2 separate regions of the Mus musculus genome follow, and region 2 is linked to region 1. Evidence: chromatin loops called from intact Hi-C (ENCODE). Cell type or tissue: heart. All regions are shown on one strand. Each heading gives the region's core, and the rest is flanking DNA. Links, peaks and the distances in the headings are about the cores only.

Region 1 (11,636 bases), core at 1,623-9,622:
CCCCAGGATAGGGTTTCTCTGTGTAGCCCTGGCTGTCCTTGACTCAGAAATCTGCCTGCCTCTGCCTCCCAAGTGCTGGGATTAAAGGCGTGTGCCACCCCTCCCAACAATGTCTAAGTTTTATTTGAACTATTTCTTCTGTGTGCTCCTTTTAAAATGCAGAACAAGTATCATTCATTCATTAGAAAGTAGCTAGTGAACTCTAGGTCTTTGTTCTTAAAATTTTACCAATACAGAGTGTTAGTAATAGATATACTGCAATAGTTTGTCTCTATAACAAAGTTACATAAGAAAATTTAAATGTGATTTTGAACAGTCTAAATTTTGAAAGGCCTTGCTGTGCAGAAGGCAAAATAAGATAATAACAATAAAAGCTAAATACAATAAACTGTCCTTTGCAGTGGTGGTACTCTTACACACTTAGATATGGCATATATGCATACATAGATAGTTCTATCATATTTTTAAAACACTAGCTAAAGGTCAAAACTAGAACTGTTCTGCTTTGGAAGATAGGATAAAGTCAATGTACTAAAGCAGACAGTCCCAGAACAAAATTTGTATTTAAACAAGGGAACTTCACCCTAACGGGAAGACAGGCCTAAGATCAGATCAGTTAATTCTGAGCACTAACATTATTGGGTACAATCTGTGTCAAGAAAGAGAAGATGCTGTCCGGCCAGCATATGTAAAACATGAACAAGGGCTGCTGAGGTAGCTCACTGGAAGGCACTTGCTGCCAGCTTTACGATCACTCCAGGTCTTACTTACATGGTGAGGACACACACACTCCTTTGGGGAGTCCTTCACTTCCTCACATGTGCATGTGCATTTGTATCCTGTCAACATCCAGGACTTATGTAATAAGGTCTAACACAGACAGAGGGGAGGGCTTCGTGCAGAGATAGCCCCCACAGAACTTAGGACAATTAATGATGCTATTGATTGGGTGGCTTTAGTATTACTTCACTGGAAGGTAAATGACTGAAAGCTAGAACTGGTTAAAATGAGAATATATTCAGCCAACACAATCACAATTGGTTACATCTACTCATTAAAGAACTGAATGTCTAGGTGTGCAGTGTGCTGTATGTAACTCCAGAAATTATTTAACAGGAGAATAAATCGACTGTATTATTTTAAAGTTCAAGGGTCATAATTTAAAGTGGTTTACTGCTCTGCTCTCTTTTACAACAAGCATTTACTATTGTAATAAATATTACACCAAACCTTATCTAAAATCCATGTTATTGACTAAAAACTATAAAGACCTAATGACAAATATCCAGATTTGAAGGTTAGGTTTAGGGGTCTTCTTAAATATGATTAAGAATGCTAACCCCTAGCTTACGCCCTCAACACTCCTATCCTCATGCCAAATACAAAACATAAATATCAGAATAGCCAGCTAAAAGTTACTAAATAAGGAAATAGCTTTTATATGATACTTTGGGTGCTATGTAGTCACTGAGATTAGAATCATTTTCAAAACTTCAATATTAAGACAAAACACTGAATTAGCCGGGCGTGGTGGCGCATGCCTTTAATCCCAGCACTTAGGAGGTAGAGGCAGGCGAATTTCTGAGTTCGAGGCCAGCCTGGTCTACAGAGTGAGTTCCAGGATAGCCAGGACTACACAGAGAAACTCTGTCTTGAAAAGGCAAGCAAACAAACAAACAAAAACCAGAAAAAAACCCACTGAATTTTAGTAATAAATGAACAAACTGTTCTTCTGAATTAAAGTAGTATACATACAGAAAGCCAGTAGACAGAGCATTCTCTGTGTAACTTGTGTTCTGGACTGGTATTGGTTAGCCAAGGCCACTAGGCCCAGACCCATGCTCTATCATGTGTTAGCAGCTACTTCCCAGCAGGGGATGAAGATAGGAACACAGAATAAACCAAAGCTGAGAGACACATTTTCATAACTATCCGAGTATTACAATACTGCCAGGTAGAAAATGAGGGATTAGTCTCCCAATAGAAATCTGACTTACAACTAAGACAGGCAGGAAGCTGGAGAGGCCTCCTGGTGCTGCCTTTAAATGCTACCCCGCACACTATGAGCCAGCAGGCCATAGCTGTCCTGAAGGTATACTTGTGATTCTGATTTACACATTTAAACAGTCACTGTTAAAAGCACTAAAAATAAGTGCAATAAGCACTGGTATGGAAAAAACTAAAATAAATAAACACTGCAAGAATGAAGGCAGAGTGTACATTTTGAATTTACCTTCCCTTCCAAGTTCAGCTGCTGCATTTCTTGGTCACTGTTTCCTATTCCAATAAACGCACAGGGTTGAGACTCTTGTTCAGAACATCCATCTCGTTCCATTTGCTCTTTTTTTTTCTTCCAACCACTGCCCATAAGATACACACAAGGAGGAGGGCAAAAAAATCTGGGGAAAAAAAGTGGCAGAAAAAAATTAAATTCAAGATCATATTTCATCTTTTAAAATATGAATTCAAAGTCATACTTCAATGTACTAAATTGGTCCCTAACATAGCACTTTGGTCATTTATAAAGCAAACTGTCAAGTCAAAAGGACTGATATAAAGACTTTCTTATCTGTTCTAATACAATCTGAGGACTTACTTATACCATCAGTTAGATTGGTCCTGCTTTAAGCAGAACTGTGAATTCTCATAGCTCAAGGCTCTGAACTACTCTACTGGAATTTGGCAAACAAGACACAGATATAATAAATCACTACAGAATCTGTGATTACTAAGTCCTAGCCAAGACAGCAGCATCATCAATTTTAATGCTACTCTTGTTATATTACATCTAACTTTATTTGGTAATTTACCTGGATTACTAGCATTAAAGTAACACCCCAAGTAAGGCAACTAAGGAAGACGACAAAACAGATGCTTGATCTGAGTTCTACAGAGTCCATGTCTATGTACCTTAGCTCCTGAACACCGGGTTTCAGGACTGAGAAACATCTTGGACTGAAAGAAAACTACACTGTATTGTTTCTGCTCATGATTACTAAAAGATTTGCTCTTCTGTATGCCAAAAAGCATCCTCCCAAGTTCTCTCCACATACAATGACTCTGTCAAAACCTAACAATCAAATTATGAATTTATCTCTAACTGTAGAGCAGAATGTACTTCCCCAATGATATATAATGTACCTTTGCCTAATGATAGCCACCGATATGTACATACCTTAAAATGTGTGTCCTGTCCCTTTGTAAAGAGGCCTGAAAACTCAAATGACTAGTAACCAGGCAAGCAGTATAAATGATGAACTAGGTAGGTCTGTAGTTAACATGTAGGAGTATCTTACACAAAGAACTACCTTCCTTCCCCTCTTTCTTAAAACAAAAGGCCCTCATGGTGATTCCTACTTTTTGTATAGTTACGAATACAGAAAAGTGTTTCTTGATTCTGATAATCCTGCTATAAGCAAAACAGCCTCACTGTAACAATAATCAACTACCTGTGCCAAGTTCCAATCATAAGAAAGCAACAGGGAAAGATGACCAAGCACGTGGCTCTGTACTAACACTGCTGAGCTACAAACACAGGCCTCCTACTGGCCAGTGACATCTTCTAGTCAATTGACACTGGGAATCAAGTTTACCTGAAACTCAGACTAAGAAAAGTAAATTGTATTGCTGAGCATAGTGGTACACACCTTTAATCCCAGTACTTTGAATGCAGAGGCAGGCGGATCTCTGTGAATTTGAGGCCAGTCTGGTCTACACAGTGAGTTCCAGGATAGTCAGAACTATATAGAGGTCGAGATAGATAGATAGATAGATGATAGATAGATGATAGATAGATAGATAGATAGATAGATAGATAGATAGATAGATAGATAGATAGATAGATACACAAGTGAACAAATAAAATATGCACCTGTGCATAAAGTCTCAGGTCTATGAGGAGGTAAACCAAGAATAGCATTTACTTAACAGCCTCCAAATGTACTGGCACTTTCTTTTCACAACCCTGGTCAGGTGCTAATCCTACTATAAACCAAACAGTATAAGAAGTGAGCTGGGATTATTTAGTATTTATTAGTTCTTCAAATACTTAATATATCCCCAGGTATAAAAACAACAAAATCAAACAAAGTCACTCTCCTCATGGAACTTACACTCTAATAGGAGGGGGTGGGGGTGGAGGTGGGGAAAGGATGGGTATGAAGTTAATATAGAGACTCTGTTAGCTAGTAGGAAGTACTTACAAAATAAAGCCAGGTTAGGGTGACTAAAATATGGACTGTCTGAGGCAGCCAGGGAAAACTTTGCAGCATTTAAAATAAAGGAAGACAAAGCATATAGAAGCCGTGGCTGGTTAGAAGGGGATCAACCATGGAGAGGAAGTTGGGGGCAAAAAGGTTGAGTAGCCCAAGTGTGTCCTAGAGAGGAGAGTGTGGAGTATAGAGTAGGAAGCCTCTGGGTGTTTCTGTAATACTTAATTAAGCAACACAAAACAAGAGGAGCTTTTCAAGCTTGCATGTTCACACTTGGGAACAAGGATATCAAGGTCATGGCCCAGGTACTGGTCCCAGGACCATGTCACTCCAAGTTTGTAGAGATGCTTATACTGGCTGGGCATATTTTGTAATTGGTTTAGTTTACTTCTATGCCAGGGATCTTTCAGGCTTTTAATGGCAGAGGCTACCAAATGCATAGCAAGACACATCTCAAGTACCTAGGCTAATACACTCTCAGGAACTTCATCCCACGTTAGTATTTTATTGGACACTGAATTATTAAAACTCCTTGGTGAATTGGTATTATCAAATCTGAATGATTTGATATTAGTAATGATTAATACATTATTACAAAGTACTTTTATTTCATATCTGAAGGCTATATGCACACAGAAATGATAAAGGAATGAATATTTGGAATATTTATAGAAATGTGATAAAAAAAAATCACAGAAAATTAACAGCATAAAATTGACTAATTTTAGTCAGACTAAAAGGTATCTATATAAAACTCTGATGGAACCCGGCAATGGTGGTATAAACCTTCAATCCCAGCACTTCAATCCCAGGCAGAGGCAGGCAGATTTCTGAGTTTGAAGCCAGTCTGGTCTACAGACCGAGTTCCAGGACAGCCAGGGATACAGGGCTACACAGAGAAACCCTGTCTTGAAAACACATACACATACACACACACCACAAACAAACAAACATCTCTGATCGAAACCAGGCATTAGGGGTACATGCCTTTAAACCTAGCACTCACAGGCAAGGTAGGCAGATCTCTGTGAGTTTGAGGCCAGCCTAGTCTATTCAGTGAGTTCCAGAACAACATAAACAAGGCTAGGGATATAGTCTGACGAAACAAAAAACCCACTGATCAAGATTCTACCTTGAAAGTTTTTTAAGAATACAATAAAAACAGACTTTCCAATAGTCTATGGAATAAAAGTGCATATTATAATTAAACAAACAACAATTAAAATGCATTTCTGTGTTTGAAACTGACTTTTAACAGCGGTCAAACTTTTAACTGTCTTATCAAACAATGTCTCCTTTTTACTTTCTTTTCTTTTGGCATCTTTTAGCTGACAAGCAATGCTATTCTATCCCACTTGGTGGCGATATATGCACATTTAAGATTTTACTCATTGCAAAATTTAGTCATAAAGTGAATGATTTAACAACAATCCCTTCCCCTCAAGTCCTGTGAACATACATGGGGGAAAAACCCAATAGGTTAAAAAAAGGGCTTTTATTTAGCTTGGTATGACAATTAAGTTTGGTTAGACGAAATCCAAACTTGTCACCACTGAAGGAACACCTGGGAGCTCCTGGTCCATCAATTACCCCAGGTAACACTTACTAGTGTCAGTAACTGTCCCAAGAGCACCTCTCATATAATTGTTCAGTAGACAATACTGAACACTAATGTCATATCAGTCTACCTATCCATCTACCTACCTACCTACCTACCTATCTATTTAATCTATCTGTCTATGGCACAGCTATCAATACCAATTTACGCCTTTTAAATGAAATTTCCTGGCCAGATAATTTTAGCATTATTTACTGGAATTACTTTCTATGACAGATGTGGCCAAAGTGTCTGTGGCCACGTCCCAAGGTTATTTCATGTCTCACTCATACCTCAGCAACTCTTTAAAACAGCCTGAACCAATATCATCAAGGAGGACAGACTTTCCTCCTCTTTCCAGAAAATGGAGAGCAGATCCATCACCTCTTTAATCCTCAAGGAAGCTTCAGGAAAACCAGCCAGCCACACCCCTCTCTGTCTCTGTCTCTCTGTCTCTCTCTCTCTCTCTCTCTCTCACACACACACACACACACACACACACACACACACACACACACACACACACAGAGAGACAAGCAAGCACACATATTTACCCTCCTTGGAAGCATTTTAATACACATGATTCAAAAGACAAAAGACAGAGGAAAGTAGTTACTATAACATATTCATTCTTTTTCTTGGAGGCTAAAACCTAAAATTCTTCAAGTATTTAATGGGGTTATGGGTCGACTAAGCCATACCTAAATAATAGAAGGTTAAAAACAAACAAACAAACAAACAAAAACAGGCTACCACAATAAAGACAATTATTAAAACGTTTATAATTCTTGATAAGCCGCTGCAGCCCTGTGGTCCTGTATTTCTTACAATAACTAGCAAACCCTTATAACTTCAGAAGGCCTCAGCCATCCGACATAAAATTAAATGCCATGTGACTTTGTATAGGTCTAACTAATTAGACACTAGCAACTAACATAATTTAAAAAGGGAGTAAGTGAAGAAAATTATCTAACTGATAAGAGGCTTTGTCAAAACTCCAGAGACTGAAAAGCAGAGGCAGCACTGCCTGTGTTTGAGCCCAAGTGACTAGTGTGATTGCCCCATGCTTCAGTGAGGGCTAGCCTGGCTGGTCTCACCTAGCCAAGGATGGATGAGAAGAGTGAGTGAGGTTCACAAGGACTATGCTTTTTGAGGCACCTTATTCCTCGGCCCTGACACCCTGCTGTTGCTAACCCACAGAAGGCGGTAAAAAGTAAGGCAGCATCAACACTACACCCAGGAGATAGCACATGCCTGTGGGATTTCACGTCATACAAATAGCTTAATGTGACTTCCTATTTTTTTGAAGCTACAAAAATAAAAGAATTTTAAAACCCTGGAATTAGTTGTAGGAGTCCCAATGCTGGTACCAAGGATAACAATCAATTGAAGCCAAGGCAGCACATATGTTTAGAGTTTCTTAGCTTCATTTCCTTTAAAATGCATATTAAAACCCTAATACTGGTAGAGTACTTCCCTGGTTCAAGACCAGAGTTGCTAGGCAATCTTCTCTATTTCACCTCAAAAAGCATAACTGGCCTTAAACAGCATTCTTCAGTGCTAAGAAGCATTCCTGTTTTGCTTAGAAAACAACTGACTAGTGCGAACTCAAGTTCCCAGAAAAAGGTCACACCCATGTCACCAAGGCTGACTGATTATAATGCCACAACTGTCGAGAGTTGGAATGTTGCAAACTCAGGGCTAAATTCTCTTGGGCTATCTTTAGTCTCAACAGTCATTCACCTGTGCCTGACCTAAGAGCCGGTGGCTATCACATAAAATCTTCTAGATGTATTATCAGACTACTGGCTTACACCAACTCAACAGCCAAGGATGTCATCCGACAGCAGTATACCCCTTAGCTGTAACCCAATAACCAAGAAAGGTTTCTTGATTTATAACTTTATTTTCTATAACTTTACAAACCATATTCACATTACAACACAGCATTTGAGGTGACCTACATCTGTGTTCCTAAGCCATGACCATTTATTTACACTTAGCTCTAGAACTGAGAACACACTACACACATACACTAAATTTTCTTATTTAAAAACCCAAACCTAGAAATTCATCTAGGGCCAACTTAATGAACAAAGAGTTGGTTTTTCACATCAACTTCTATGTTTAACTAAAAATCAGTAATCAAGTTTCACACATCAAGTAAAACAAAATAGGGCTGGGTTGGAGCTCATTAAAGAACATTTTAATAAGAGAAAGGCCCAAGATTCTACTCCTACTACCCACTCCACCCCCTCTTACCTACATTAAAAAAAAAAAAAAAAAGATTTTTATTTATTTATAAGTAAGTACACTGTAGCTGACTTCAGATGCACCAAAAGAGGGCATCAGATTTCATTACGGGTGGTTGTGAGCCACCATGTGGTTGCTGGGATTTGAACTCAGGACCTCTTACTCCATGAGCCATCTCACTTGCCCTTTTTCTTTTCTACTATGCAAATGAACCAAGGAATAGAACCAAGTCTCAAACATAAATGTAAATCATATGCAAATTATAAAATAAGCACTATTTGCCCCAAATGCTCAATAATCTTACCGTTTTTCATTTCCGTAAGACTTCTGTGCAACTTTTGCATGAAGAATGAGCACTGTTTGATCCCCTCGTTCTTTTAAATAATTTCGCATAGCTTCCCTGTAATCAAATATAAAATTACTATTGTAGGGAGGGTGTTTTTGTCAAAGCCTTCTTTCACTCTAGCAGATGAGAGGAATGCTTATGAACATTTCTTAAACAAACAAACTTAAACACAAAACCAGAAACAATTGCATGAGCTTCCTTAAAAGATCCTGTGCTAAGGAAATACAAACCCACCTTCACTCTGCATTTTGGCTGTTAAAATACAATTAACGTTTACACTGGTAATATAGTTAACTGACTTTCTCTATAGCTTATCTTGCTCCTCTACCTTCTCCCTTAAGTCACAACCAAACATCAAATCACCCAAACTTCTACTGCCTGACCCGAAACTAACAGTCTCCCAAAGGATTTTGTTAAATATATTAAAAAGATGCTAATTGAAAATTTTGAAACATATTAAACGTTCAAAAAATTGAACATTATATCAAATGAAAACTGCCACATGCTTATTAAGTAATGTTTTATAAAAATTTCAATGTATATATATATTTATTTACCTAAGTTAAGTGCCACATAGGAGGGGAAAAAAAAAAACTCTACAGGTTTAAGTAGAATATCAAGTCTTGAGATATTTTACATATCACAAAATTAAAGTCAGGATAATCAATGAATATTTTTAATAAATTTAAATTAAATTTAACTTACATTATAAATAAAGACAATCCAAATGACAGTCAAAACTGTCAGCTGTCATCAAGTCATTAAATGTAGGGAATTATAGATTTGTGTCACTTTTACACTGAACTCCTTGGATAAACCACAGAGCCTCACCCAGCTTTTACTTTCAGAATCTGAATACAGGAGCTAAGAGCCACCTGGTTCAGGGTGGCTAAAGGGGTCTAATGAGAAAACCAAAATGACATTTATTCTTACTGAGAAAAATGTTTTAGCTGCAAGGCATGGAAAGTGTACACAGTGCAGGCAGAGTATGGACCTCTTCCACTGAAGGCACAGAACCGAATGGAGCAGTGCACTCCTAGCAAGGGCATGGCAGAGCCAGTGCTGAAACAGGTGTCTACCTAGGTCAGGGAGTAGGGGACAGAGGACCATGCACAGGATCTCTCTCAGTATTGAACAGACTGCCAATAGCAAGGGTACTGGGGCATAACTACTGGAGATGAGTGACAGCTCAGAGAATAAGATGGGGGTGGAGATTATAAAATAAAAAACAGCAGCTGAGGATATGGCTTGGTGGCTAAAACTTTTACAAGAGGGCCAGATTCCCAGACCTCATCAAAATGCCAGGTGAGCATGGCGACCCGCCTGTAATTCCTTGCCTTGAAGGCAGAGCCAGGAGATCCCTGGAGCAAGACCAGGTATACAGGCATGGTGAAAGTGGAAGAGAGACTGAGGAAGATTCCGTAATACACATGAAAAAAAGGAAAAGCCAAAACAAGATAAAAACAAAAGTTGAGAGAAGTCCAACACCCTGTCAAAATTTGTACACAGGTCCCACCGTAATACACATGAAAAAAAGGAAAAACCAAAACAAGATAAAAACAAAAGTTGAGAGAAGTCCAACACCCTGTCAAAATTTGTACACAGGTCCCAGTCATGGAACTTGAACTGCAAGCACATTTTCTAAATTACATTCTACTAACAGTATGATCTCTGCCATGTCACTTAGTCATTATTTGTTTATATGTTTATCAGGTTATGTGTTTGCTTTTCTTATCTTCCCAGACACACAACAGAGGCTTCAAGTAAAAGAGCTCTGCCTCAGTTCTTGTACTTGATACCCAGGCTGGATTGAGGGCCCAGGCCCAGTGGGAGAGGATGCAGCTCATCTTAGAGAACTGATTGATGCTGCTAGGAAGGGAGGGAGGAATAGGACTCCAGGGGATGGGGGGTGTGGGGGAGACAACATTTGGAATGTTTAAAAAAAAAAAAAAAGACTGAAACTGTGAAATGAGGCTGTGCTGGTTAACTTTTCTAAGCAAGCATATTAATATAACCAACATAACCAAACACAGTTAAGTTACTTTCCTGAAATGATACAGAAGAGGCAGGAATTAAAGTTTAGCTATCTCAAGGACAAAGTTGTACCACTGGTAGTACAACGGCTAAGCCACATCTCAGCTATGAAACAAGGGTCTAAATCTTAACTCTGTTACTCTTGAATCTGAGGTTTCTCTCCTCCGTGAAGTTACTGGAAAAGAGAAAAAAAAAATAACAAACCTAAAAGCCAGTTAGCCCCAACTCCCAACAAGGAGGTCCTGTAAGCAAGCTATAGGTATCATTACTGTTGTCAATGTTAAGAGCCGTTCCAAGCTCTTAACTATATACACATGCTGCAGGAGAGAGTGAGCATGGGGTCCCATGAAAGCTTTGTAGGCATGTTGCTAAGACCTGGGGATGCACACTGCCTTAGGCTTCTGACTTAAGCCTCAATGCACTGTGAGCAAGAGGCTTTTGGGAAGAATTTGTCTGCATAGGCTGACTGACCAAACCAAAAACATGGGGAGGTTGAAATTTTTTTTCAGAGTCCAGTTACAATCTATTTGGGGCTATCATTAGTCTACTATATGATCATATCCCCACCAACACCTTTTGCCGGCTCCTGCTACTAGATTTAGAATTTATTAACTTAACAAAACCTCAATTTTCCACCAATCAAAAGACCACAAATGTCAGATGGCATACAAGGCAGCCTATCTCCTCTCCTGCTGTAACCTGCTTCCCTGATATAACTATGTATTTTCTAAATCTCTTGATTTACAACTTTCTTTGTTCTGTTACCATAAAAATTCCATGAAACTGCTTTGATGTCAGCATGTTGTATTTGGAGAAACCTCAATGAATGTTTCTGGACCATGGTCACTTATATTTTGCTATAGATTAAACCTGTCTTTCATTCCTTTGAGGTGACAGCTTTTCATTCAACTCAGTACAGCACATCTACCAAATCTATAAGCACATTGATAATGCTTGTCTTTCTTAATATGAGAATGAACGGATTAAAACATAAGAACAGCATCTTACTACAGAGACGGAGGCCAGGCAGGTGGCTCAGCAAGTAGAGGTGCTTGTGATGCAAACCTGACAACTGTGAAAGATAACCTAATTCCTGAAAGTTGTCCTCTGATCTCCAGACACAGCCACTGACGTGTGCCCCCACCACCAAGAGCGAGCGAGCGAGCGAGCGAGAGAGAGAGAGAGAGAGAGAGAG
Region 2 (11,636 bases), core at 2,231-10,230, 280 kb after region 1:
CATTTTCATTTTATTTTATTTTTGTGTGTATGGGTGTTTTGCCTACATATATGTGTACATGCTGTGTATAAGCAGTTGTCTACGCAGTGTCTTGGCCCATGGAGGCCAAGAGAAGGTTTTAGACCCCTAGGGACTAGAGTTGCACATAGTTGCAAGCATCAATAGGAGTGCTGAGAATTGAACCTGGGTCCTCTTCTCCTGTATCAACCAAACCTCCTAGAAAACAGTATCCTTTACCCTTCCTAAAACCCCCAACTAGCTTTTTGCCAAAGAGCCCTGGTTCATCAGCACAGAACCAACAGCTGCCTCTGCCTCAAGAGTTAAAAACCCCGACTTCCTTGAGTTAGTCGCCTCCTTTTAAAAAAAAGAAAGAAAGAAAAATCTGGAAGAGGGTGGTTTTGCTTTCAAATAATGTTCCAAAACTCTTTGGCTCACAGGGGCAAAGTCCTCATCTGGAAAACTCAGCAATGCTGCTATTTTAGAATGGCACCAGGCCTCCGGCTTCTTGATTCAGCCACAGTTGCCACCTCTTCTTCATGGAAAAGGAAAACACTGCCTGATGGTGAGTGGCTCGTTCCGAGGCCATTGCAGACAGCAGAGGCCTCTTGCCCTCTTGCCCGCTATGCCCCTTCATGACTATGCCCTCAACATCCCCCACCCCCACCCCCCAGCCAAAAAGTCCAGTCTTTCTACTCTGGAGCTGCTGAACTTCTAACCTGCTTAAGTGAAGACCCATCTGTCGTCCTTGACCCTGTGGTGTCCCCTCCACTCTCATCCCAACGGTGTGATGAAGACTGAGTGTAAGCCTGTGTAACACGCTAAAAATGCACGGCTGGCTGACTGTACTGTTAATGAGAAAGAGCGCGGTGAAAACCCGACGAGGTTGCTCACGCGGTCTCCCTTTCTGCAGCAGACCAAGTCTGGAAGCTTTTCCACACTTTTCCAGGGAAAGGGAGTCAGCCTCAAGCAGAGTAATCAGTGAAAGCTGCTTCTCCAACAGTCCCCAGGCGAGACTCCTGTGACCCTGTCCCGGCCAGAGTGCAGAGCCCCTTCGGGCAAGGTGACTCGTTGAGGTGATAAGTGTTCTCTGGAGTCTGGTTCTTTCTCAGAACTAGACTAGCTGGAGACAAAGGTTGTTCCTGCTCGCGATAAGCTTAAGAAGCCGCCTCTGGCTCTGGAGTTGATGCAATTACAACAGGAAAGGGACCTGGGGTTGGAAGGAACTCACGTAGGTAAAGGATCAGGTCAGAGCTAACCAGAAACTGTGGTCACCTCTCTGGGATGGCACATAGGTGGGTCAAAAAAGTTCATGGCCCCTGCTACTGTACCACCCAGAGGCCTGGCACAACCAGGCTGCTCCACTCACTCAGAAATAGCAGCCATGCCCCCACTAGCTCTCCCATCTCAGGAAGGCCTTCCTCATCTCACACCAGTGAGACCTGTCCTCACCACTCATCCTCTCCCTCTTCCAGGCCCCTCTGCGGCCTGCACATTCTCCTACCCAGTCTTTCCACATCAGAACGATGGAGTGTCTCCTTCTAAGGGACTTTGGCCTCTCACAGGGAGGAAGACACGTGCCCAGTAGGCCCTAAGGAAATGCTCACGGGGTGGACCAACAGACTCCTCATTCTTCCTTCAACTAAGCACATGTTCAAGATCCCCTCACAGGACTGCTTCATGCTCATCTAGAGCTCAGTGCTCTATTCCATCTTCCTCTGTAGCCAAATTACCCTACCCAACACACACACACACACACACACACACACACACACACACACACACACACACACACACACATACCACAGGCACACACAAACACCTTACACAAACACCACAAGCATACACCAAATACATACACACACATACACACACCATACAAACACCATAGGCACACACACACACCTTACACAAACACCACAAGCATACACCATACACACACACATACCACACAAACACCACAGACACACACATATCACATACCAGACACACACACATTACACACCACATACCATAGGCACACATCACACACTCACACACACATCACACCACATGTACACACCACACAACACCACATACTCATCATCACACACATACATACACCACAGGTACACACCAAACATAACACACCACTACACACACACACACACAACTCAACCACATGTACACACCACACAATATCACACATACTACACACCCCATACCACAGACACATACACCACACACAAACACCAGACACACCCACCAAACATACACACATCACACACACACAAACCGCAGTAAGAACCTCGTTAGTCTCTGAATACCAGGGATGCAAATGCCCTACAGATATCATGGTTCATTGTTTAACAAATGAGAACACTCAAGCCAAAGCAATCCAATCATTTGTACAAACTGACAATGCTTTAGGCTTTCTTTAATTTCTAACTGTATCTCTCCCCATCAATAATCGTGCTCCGTTTAATTTAGCCCAGGGCCCCACAGAGTCTTTACATACATACAGGTGAGTGAGTGTTCCCCTCAGAGAGAGAAGATTATATTTATCTATCTCTTAATACAAGGCAGGACTTGAGGGACCCCAAATGGAACAGGACATCATTTCAGGGAGATGTCCACACTCAACTTGGTAGGTTTTGGAAAGGCTTCCGAACACAAGCTGCTACTGCTGTGACCCCAGGCAAGGGCAGGTGACAGAGCAGGGGCAGGGGTGGGGGTGGGGGAGAGGCGGGGACACATGAGGCAGGGCTGGTGGTGGTGAGACAGGAGGTCACCTGTGACAGAGGAATGGATGGGGTTTCCCCTGAAGGTGCAGAGAGGGACGTGAGGCTGTAGGCTAGAGCCTTGTGTGGTGCAGCAGGAAGACACCCCGTCTTCAAGCCCTGCCATTTTAAAGGAACAAGGCTGCTGACATTTTGGGAAATGAGCAAACAGGACTAAGAGCTGGGGCCCACCAGAGCAGCAAGAGACAAAGGAAAGCTGAGAGTTAGCTCTTAGCTACAAGTGGAGGAAGAGGAATCCAGTTTCGAAAGCACGACAGGTTTTTCTCTTCCGGTCCTCATCTTCCAGTCCTCATCTTCCAGTCCTCATCTTCCAGTCCTCATCTTCCAGTCCTCATCTTCCAGTCCTCATCTTCCAGTCCTCATCTTCCAGTACTCATCTTCCAGTCCTCATCAGATTCCAGAAGTGAGAAAAATACAGATTCCTAAGCCAGTTGCAACCCGGCTCTACCCTTTTCTTTTTCTTTGAGATTTCCAGGTACACAGACATGGCAAACTTTGTGACTTCCTTGGTGACTGTCCCTTCCTGCCCCTGACCTCTGTGTCCTCTCCCAATGGCTTTGCCCTCCTGCAGTTTGCAAAGAACACAGGTGAAAAGAGGAGGAAGAATTGGAAAAAAATCCCATCTCCCATCCCCTGGGGGTTGTGGGGGGTGCTCTCTGATTAACCCGAATTTCAGATTTCTCTATTGTGTGTGCGTGTGTTGTGATTAGGTGGGTATGGAGGTCGGAGGACAGCTTGCAAGAGTCAGTTCTCTCCCTCCAATTTCTGTGGGTCCTGAGGATCAAACTCAGATTTTCAGGCTTGCTATGGGCTATCAGGGATGAGTCAACTTGCCAGCCCCCACATGATCCTCCTTAGAAATGCAGGCAGGGGTGAACATTGTCCAAGGCTCTCCCTTGGAATTCTCCCTGCAACCAATTTGAGAGCCTGTGCACAGGGGATGGGTTGGCCTCTCCCTTGCCCCCACCCCCACCCCGTGGCTCTCCAGTCATTCTTCCCTAAAGGCAGATGGGTATCTAGAAGTCTTTCACAAACGGCTCCAGGGGAACCCAGGAAGCTGTCAGCACAGACCTGGAGCCGAAGGGGTCAGCCTGGAAGTAATCCACTGGCGTGTGGCTTCTCCCCGAAAATAGATCCTAGGCCCACCACAGGCTTGCTGTTGTAAGACAAGGCAACCTTTGAACCAATTTAAGAGGTAGATTTTTCAGCCGGCAAAGCCAGTGCACATACACAGAAGAGTTTTAGAGCCCAGTGGAGGCTGAGTCACCAAGAGAGGACGGCTGGCTCATGAGACATCTCCCCGACTTGAAGGCTTCCAGGCCAAGAAGAGATTTGTAACCCGTGCAACACAGAAATAGCAGCCATGCCCCCACTAGCTCTCCCATCTCAGGAAGGCCTTTCTCATCTCACACCAGTGAGACCTGTCCTCACCACTCATCCTCTCCCTCTGCGGCCTACACATTCTCCGACCCAGTCTTTCCACTTCAGAATGATGGAGTGTCTCCTTCTAAGGGACTTTGGCCTCTCACAGGGAGGAAGAAACGTGCCCAGTAGGCCCTAAGGAAATGCTCACGGGGTGGACCAACAGACTCCTCGTTCTTCCTTCAACTAAGCACATGTTCAAGATCCCCTCACAGGACTGCTTCATGCTCATCTAGAGCTCAGTGCTCTATTCCATCTTCCTCTGTAGCCAAATTACCCTACCCAACACACACACACACACACACACACACACACACACACACCTCACACACACCTCACACAAACACCATACACATACACACACATACACACACCATACAAACACCACAGGCACACACACACACACACCTTACACTAAAATTAATAATAATAATAATAAAGTATTGTTTATGCCCAGAAAGAATTAACAAATCAACTCATAATAAAGTAAGACAATTATAATAATATAACCTAATAAACATTTTGTGAGTGTGGGCTCTCTCTCAAAATGTCTACCGTCTCTCTACTTAGAAGAAGCCCTGCGTGGCTTCTCCTTGGCACAGCCCAACCCACTACAATCCGCTCTTGTTCTCTGAGGATGAGGTCAAGGAAAGTGAGAGTTGCGAGGACCTTGGCACTATGACAATGCGCCTATCAATCTGAAAATGGAGTCAGCTGTCTATACGAAATGTTCCTCCCACTCCAAAGGGAAGAAGATAATTGATTCTTATATGATTCAAATACGAGTGACCATGGACTGGGAACACAGGTTCCCCTTGTCCCAGAATAATGCATCCCAAGGTGGAGACAGTTTGGAGAACTTTATAGCTAAGGACAGGATTAGGGACTCAGGCACTGTCTGGTAGCATTCTTGGTTTGGAGGTGGGTGAAGGTTAAGCTCTGGTTCCTGTATTCCAGCAGGATTTACCTGATCACAGGAAGGATGTTACTAAAGATAGGAATGATAAGAGGCTATTAAGCAGACCAAAGATAACCAAAGAGGAGCCTGGATCGACAGCATTCCAACTCTTCGTAATCGTTACATTTTAATCAGTTCATCAGCCCAGTGGACTCTTTAACATAGGTGTGGCTCTTTTCTTCTTCTTCTTCTTCTTCTTCTTCTTCTTCTTCTTCTTCTTCTTCTTCTTCTTCTTCTTCTTCTTCTTCTTCTTCTCCTTCTCCTCCTCCTCCTCCTCCTCTTCCTCCTCCTCCTCCTCCTCCTCCTCCTCCTCCTCCTTCTCCTCCTCCTTCTCCTCGGAACTCAGTTCACGCCCATCCTGAAATCAAATAACCCACTGCATGGTGGCTTCCAGAGGAGAAGGACCCTTTGTTGGGGGGGGGGGGCGGGGGAGGTTCTCAAACAACCAAGGTTTAACCACCTGCTCAGCATTTAACTGCTCAGAAGAGGCCAGATTAACCAAGCAAAAGACTCCCATGGATCCTTTGTGCCTCTATCAACCCAGCCAACTTCCCTGGAGCTTTGGGGACCATAGGGACAGTAATAAACTGAATTCCTGCAGTCCTCCGGAGGGATACACTCTGGCCGGTGAGAAAGGATGCTAGCAGGTCGAGTGAGAGGTGCTGAGGCCACAGACAGGACTTCCCCAGCTCCACCCTCCTCTTCTGGGACCCTCCCTCCTAGAGAAGTCATGGTCCTGTTTGCATGTGGCGTTGCTGCCCCCTCCTGGGAGATGCTGGCAGCTGCTCCTCATTCCCGAGCCGCCCAGCCTGTTCCAAAGCCTCTGTCTGCACTCACCATGGGGGTAAACTTTTTCATTGAGATCATTCCCATTAAAATCACCCAGGTCAGCCAGGCTGGTGGCTGTGGAGCAGGCCTGTAAGCCCAGCCTAGACAGGAGGATTTGGAGGTCGAGGATGGTCTTAACAACTTAGTGAGACTCTATCTCCTGAGAGTAAAAGCAAAGAGCAGAGACAGGATATTGCACTTGCTGACTTGATCAATATTAGTGGGGTGCCGGAGATGGGGGGGGGGAGGAGTGGAATCTATTAAACTTGTCTTCCTTCTTTTGGTTCATATTCCTTGGGTCTTCATTTAATCTGTCTTTTTGTCCCCAACCGGCAGCTCCCATCAAGAGTGGAGTTTGGCACACAGGGTGCCTCTGTGGCCTCAGGAAGGCAGGGACTGATGCTCCAGAGCCTATCAGCTCTGGCCACTTGGTGCCGTGGCACCCCTTGCCTGAGAGCAAAAAGTTCCTTGAACCTTGAACATTATGGGGGGAAGGGGGGGGGGGAGCGGTGCACACTTGCAGATCATCTGGGCCCTAAGGTACACCTGCTTCCAGACAGTGCTCTTGCCTAGCATGAATAAGCTTTGGCTTATAAAGTAGGCTGAGATAGCTGGGGCTAGCTCAGTTGGTAAACTCCACCTAGCCCTGGGCTCATCTCCAGCATGGCCTAAGACCCAGTGTACCAACATATGCTTGTAATCGCTCAGGAGCTAGAGGTGGGAGGGTCAGAAGTTCAAGGTCATCTTCTGCTGCACAGTGAGTTTGAGGCCACCTGAGGTACCGGAAATCCTGACTCTAAAATTAATAATAATAAAGTATTGTTATGCCCAGAAAGAATTAACAAATCAACTCATAATAAGTAAGACAATTATAATAATATAACCTAATAAACATTTTGTGAGTGTGGGCTCTCTCTCAAAATGTCTACCGTCTCTCTACTTAGAAGAAGCCCTGCGTGGCTTCTCCTTGGCACAGCCCAACCCACTACAATCCGCTCTTGTTCTCTGAGGATGAGGTCAAGGAAAGTGAGAGTTGCGGGGACCTTGGCACTATGACAATGCGCCTATCAATCTGAAAATGGAGTCAGCTAACAGGAGGGGCAGACCCTGCCTCCAGGCCAATTCATGCCCGAGAGGTGGTTCAGATGCTGTGAGATTCTAAATGTACTACCCAGAACTACTCGAACGGCAAGCAACTTAAAACTTATAATGGAAGCCGGGCGTGGTGGCGCATGCCTTTAATTCTAGCACTCGGGAGGCAGAGGCAGGTGGATTTCTGAGTTCAAGGCCAGCCTGGTCTACAAAGTGAATTCCAGGACAGCCAGGGCTATACAGAAAAACCAAAAGCCAAAAATCAAAAAACAAAAAACAAAAAAACAAAACAAACAAACAAAAAAAAACCCAACCAAACCCCCCCAAAAAAACAACAAAAAAAAAAAAACGAACAAACAAAAAACAAAGAAACAAAAAAATTTATAATGGTTTATTTCTGAAAATATCCCTTCACGCTTTTGGACCACTATTGGCTGTGTCCAGCTTGCTACGCTGTTGTGAGCCATTTCCACCACTCAGCCCATTTTGGGCTTCTCTAGCAGACATCAGACTATTGCTTAAACTCTGGTCCTTAGAACCCATGTAAGTAGAAGTATAATGGCACTTAAACTCTCTCTCTCTCTCTCACACACACACACACACACACACACACACACACACACACACACACACACACACGGGGGGGGGGGGGGGGGGAGGGGGGGGAGGGAGACGGAGATGGAGACACAGAGATAGAGAACAAAGTAACCAATCAGTCCTAGAGAAACAGAAAAGTAAAAAAGAAGTCAAGTTTGCTCAACCTGTGTAGACACCAAAGCCAAGTGGGGCCCCAGGTCCTGCTGCCAGGCCTGCCCTGCTCTACTGCTCCCTGTCAGGATCTGGCCTCTCTTTACTATGCTTAGCCCTTGCTCTTTAAGTAGTTTTCCAGCCTACAGACTACTCCTTTTCTTCAGTTGTCGGAGAAGCGACCTCCACTGGTGTTTCCTTTTAAGACCTTCTCCTTTGATTGTTTGGGGTATCTGTTTGTGTGATTTGTGTGAGGGCGGTTGTTTTGGCTTGGCATGGGGATGCTTTGTTCTTTTAGAGACAGATCTCAGGTATTCTGGGCTGGTCTCCAACTTGCTAAGTGGCTGAGTGACCTTGCGGTCTGATGATCCTGTCTCCACCTCCTCCTGTGCAGGGATTACAACTGCTGTGTCACCATACCCTCCTTACTTCTTACTCTCCCTGTCAGCAGGTACTTTACCCAAGCAGTCTATATCCCCAGCCTGCTCTTATTCTTAAAATTCGACTGACAGTCTCCTCGAGGATCAGCACTGCTCTCTGATGTTCTAAAGATAAAACCAATGGGCCCTTTAGTTCACCTTCTGGCCAGGTGATCTCTCAGTCAGGACCAGAGGCAGCTGCACTGTCACACAAACCCTAATTAATGGTGGCTTAAAGTGAAACAGTTAAATTCTCTTCTCAGAGTTTAGAGTTAGCCTTGACAGACTAGGGTCTGGGTCTTTCCTTCTGTTGTGTGGCATTTTCTTTTGAATGGAAACTTTCCATCTTGGGGTGTGTGGGGACGGTGCTCTGAGGACTCCAAAAGTTCTAATGGGAGGCCCACTAAGATTCAGGAGGTGGCACATGCCTTTAATCCCTGCACTTAGGAAGCAGAGGCAGGTGGATTTCTGAGTTCAAGGCCAGCCTGGTCTACAGAGTGAGTTCCAGGACAGCCAGGGCTACACAGAGAAACCCTGTCTGGAAAAACCAAAACCAAAACCAAACCAAAAACAAAAAAGGGAGTTAAATGACTTAGAAGTCTCTGGAAATCTCTGAAACTTACCAGATTCATAAGACCCCTCAGGCCCCAAGGCTGTAGATACAATAAGGGCTGAGGAGGAGACTAGTCGCTCCCACCTGCTCATCTGCCAGCTAGTCATACAGAGAGCTTCAGGGTTCCAGCTTTGGTAGTCGTCGTCCATGTTAGAGTGAGGTTTTGATAGAGCAGTGGCCTCTGAGTTGGTCATGATCCTGTAAGTATCCCCTCACCCATACCCAGTAAACAACCCCGATAATCTCGTTGGCTCACAAAGTTGGACTTTGCTGTAATCATTACCTTGGTCCATTGTCATTTCTGTATCTGGGACGAGAGGACATTTAGCCACATCTCTCCAGAGAAAGTGTTCGAACAGCACAGTTTTAGCATCCCGAACTTTGCCTCTTATCTCTAAGGTCATCTCGCAGCTGTAAGATGGCCGCTGTGGGGTAGATTCCACAGTGACATTGCTCTCAGCAGAAAGGAAGGAGCAAGAGCAAAGAAAAGGTACTTCATAGTCTAGTCTGGGCTTGGTTGCTTTCTTACCTGTCTCCAGAATTCCCAACCCATGACTTCTTTCATGTATCTCCCTGTTGTCTCAAGAGGGTTTTCGGGTTAAGTGCATTGAAATCTTGAGTGGTAGAGGGATAGATACAGTTAGTGTGAATAAAGAGAACAGATGAGCATCACCGAGAGATGACTCCGCCCAGGTTGCCTTCCATAGCATCCTTTGCCTCCTCCAGCCACTGCTCTGACCTCCTTGGGGTTAGAATTCACCCACTGAGTTACCTTCCCTGTCAGCTGGAGTCCACAGTGCAGGGGACTGGACCTGGCTGTCAGAGGTGCTTGGGCATGGCTTGCTATCGCCTTTCCACATCTCCAGAGGCTCCAGAACTCGGGGTTCCAGACCCAGTCATGGATTTGATCGTTTCCTGTGATCAAATGAGACATATAATAAAGTAGTTAAAGGTGGCAGTCATGATAACTGTAACAGCTCTAAAATGGTCCATTAATAGTAATAAAGTTATATCAAATTTGGATGCAGATATTAAATATTTGTATATGATGTGTTGGTTGACAGGTAGGTAGAAAGAGGGATGACAGAAAACAAACTCGATACCTTTTTTTTTTCAGCGAAGTAACCCCCAAGAAAGGTTAATTCTCTTCTTCTTTTTTTTTTAAAGATTTATTTATTTATTTTATGTATATGAGTACACCATTGCTCTCTTCAGATACATCAGAAGAGGGCATCAGGTCCCATTACCGATGGTTGTAAGCCACCATGTGGTTGCTGGGAATTGAACTCAGGACCTCTGGAAGAGCAGTCAGTGCTCCTAACCACTGAGCCATCTTTCCAACCCTATTCTCTTCTTATAATTAACTGGATGTTGTAAGAAATCAAAAGGATAAGAAGACTGTATGTAGTATTTAGAGCTAAAAAGAATTGAGAGCTCGGAAGCTGTTCATTTGTTCTCAGAGAGGAAACTTTTCTTTCTCAAGGAGGCTCTCCTGGGCTTCTCCTCTCACTCGTGGGACCTTTCTCTGCAGGCCTGTATGCACATTCTTCCCCCAGACTGGACTGTCCTTCTCCTCACTGCCCAGCTCTTTCTAATTATTATTTGGATCTCTGTTCAAGTGTTGGTCCTCAGATAACAGCCCCACCCCCAGCCCACTAGCCTAGATGGACTCCAGCAGCAGGCTAGCCTGAGCTTCTTCCCCTCCTCAGTGCAGCGCATTGATCCATTGAGTTCCTGCAGGGGACTGGGAAGAGCTGCACACTTGTGTTTGTGACCCTGGTCTATGCTGCTGTGACGACCTTCACTGAAGTTTAAGCATCTCCCAGGGATTATAGACACTGAACTCCCAAATCCATGTGAGGCCCGCTCCCCCATGTCTGACCTATAGTATAATACATAAGTTGAATAAAACTGCTCGGGCATCTAAAACTCAGCAAGGTTACCAGGAGCTCTCCAGCGTTCCCTGAGGGCCTCTCCTCCTCCCTCTCCCTCCCCCGTTCTCCTCGCCCTCCTCTCCCTTTCCTACACCTTTCCCACTTCCTCTGTCTTCTACCTCAGGAAATGGCAGCATCTACCCACTCTGCTCCCCCCTCCCCTTAGAACTGTCCCTCTCATTCTTCCAACACAGCAAGTTCTGTCCTTTCAGGCTATCAGGAATCTCTCGTGTGGGAGGGGCTAGGCAAGGATGGCAATTGATGGCTACTAGGGACATTTTTCTTCGGAGGTGTGGTCACTGGTAGGTTGCCCATGGTCCAGTGGATGGCACTACACTATGCAAAGCTAATTGGATTCAGTGGCTTATTTCAAAAGAAGGAGGAGAAAGAGGAGGAGGAGGAGGAGAAGGAGGAGGAGGAGAAGGAGGAGAAGGAGGAGGAGGAGGAGGAGGAGGAGGAGGAGGAGACATAAAGTTGGGAAGGGGATACAGAGGGGGTGGAATGGGGAAGTGAGTTGTGGATATGATCAAACTATATTTTACATATGTATGAAATCCCTAATGAAATACATATATATATAAAACCTTCCATTTGCTCTCATTTGGATTGCCTTATTTCACCTCGGCAAGTAAATTCTATCCATAGTTCCAGCAACTTAAATCTGTCCTCCACATTACAGCCAGTGTGACCTCTTGAAGCACCAATTTCATCAAGATCCCCTTCTTCCAGACTCTTCCCCATTCTCCCGCAGAAACAAACCCAATGGATCAATGTGGAGGCCCACAATGGCTGGAAAGCCCACAGTACCTACATCTGGAAATGGAAGTAGACAGTGGAGCTTATGAG

The links. A loop is a pair of places that touch in the nucleus more often than their neighbours do. Peaks named below come from ENCODE experiments on the same cell type or tissue, not always from the same donor. Only the 100,000 strongest peaks of a DNase experiment are listed, where the experiment ranks them.
Region 2: it touches region 1 in a loop (7-fold over the local background); 22 of 42 quality-filtered maps call a loop at or near these places.

Annotation. Positions count from the first base shown.
Region 1 is chr5:53,632,787-53,644,422 of GRCm38, reverse strand. It overlaps Rbpj (recombination signal binding protein for immunoglobulin kappa J region), which reads right to left. Exons shown (of 11, transcript NM_001080927.2): 3 at 8,366-8,461; 4 at 2,234-2,399. Among named protein-coding and RNA genes, the nearest start is that of Rbpj, 48 kb to the right of the region's middle. In heart, for the core only: a CTCF peak has its summit at 5,563; no DNase peak of the experiment used is centred there.
Region 2 is chr5:53,349,520-53,361,155 of GRCm38, reverse strand. No RefSeq gene overlaps it. Among named protein-coding and RNA genes, the nearest start is that of Gm40303, 88 kb to the right of the region's middle. In heart, for the core only: no CTCF peak of the experiment used is centred there; a DNase peak (open chromatin) is centred at 5,915; H3K27me3 peaks cover 885 bases.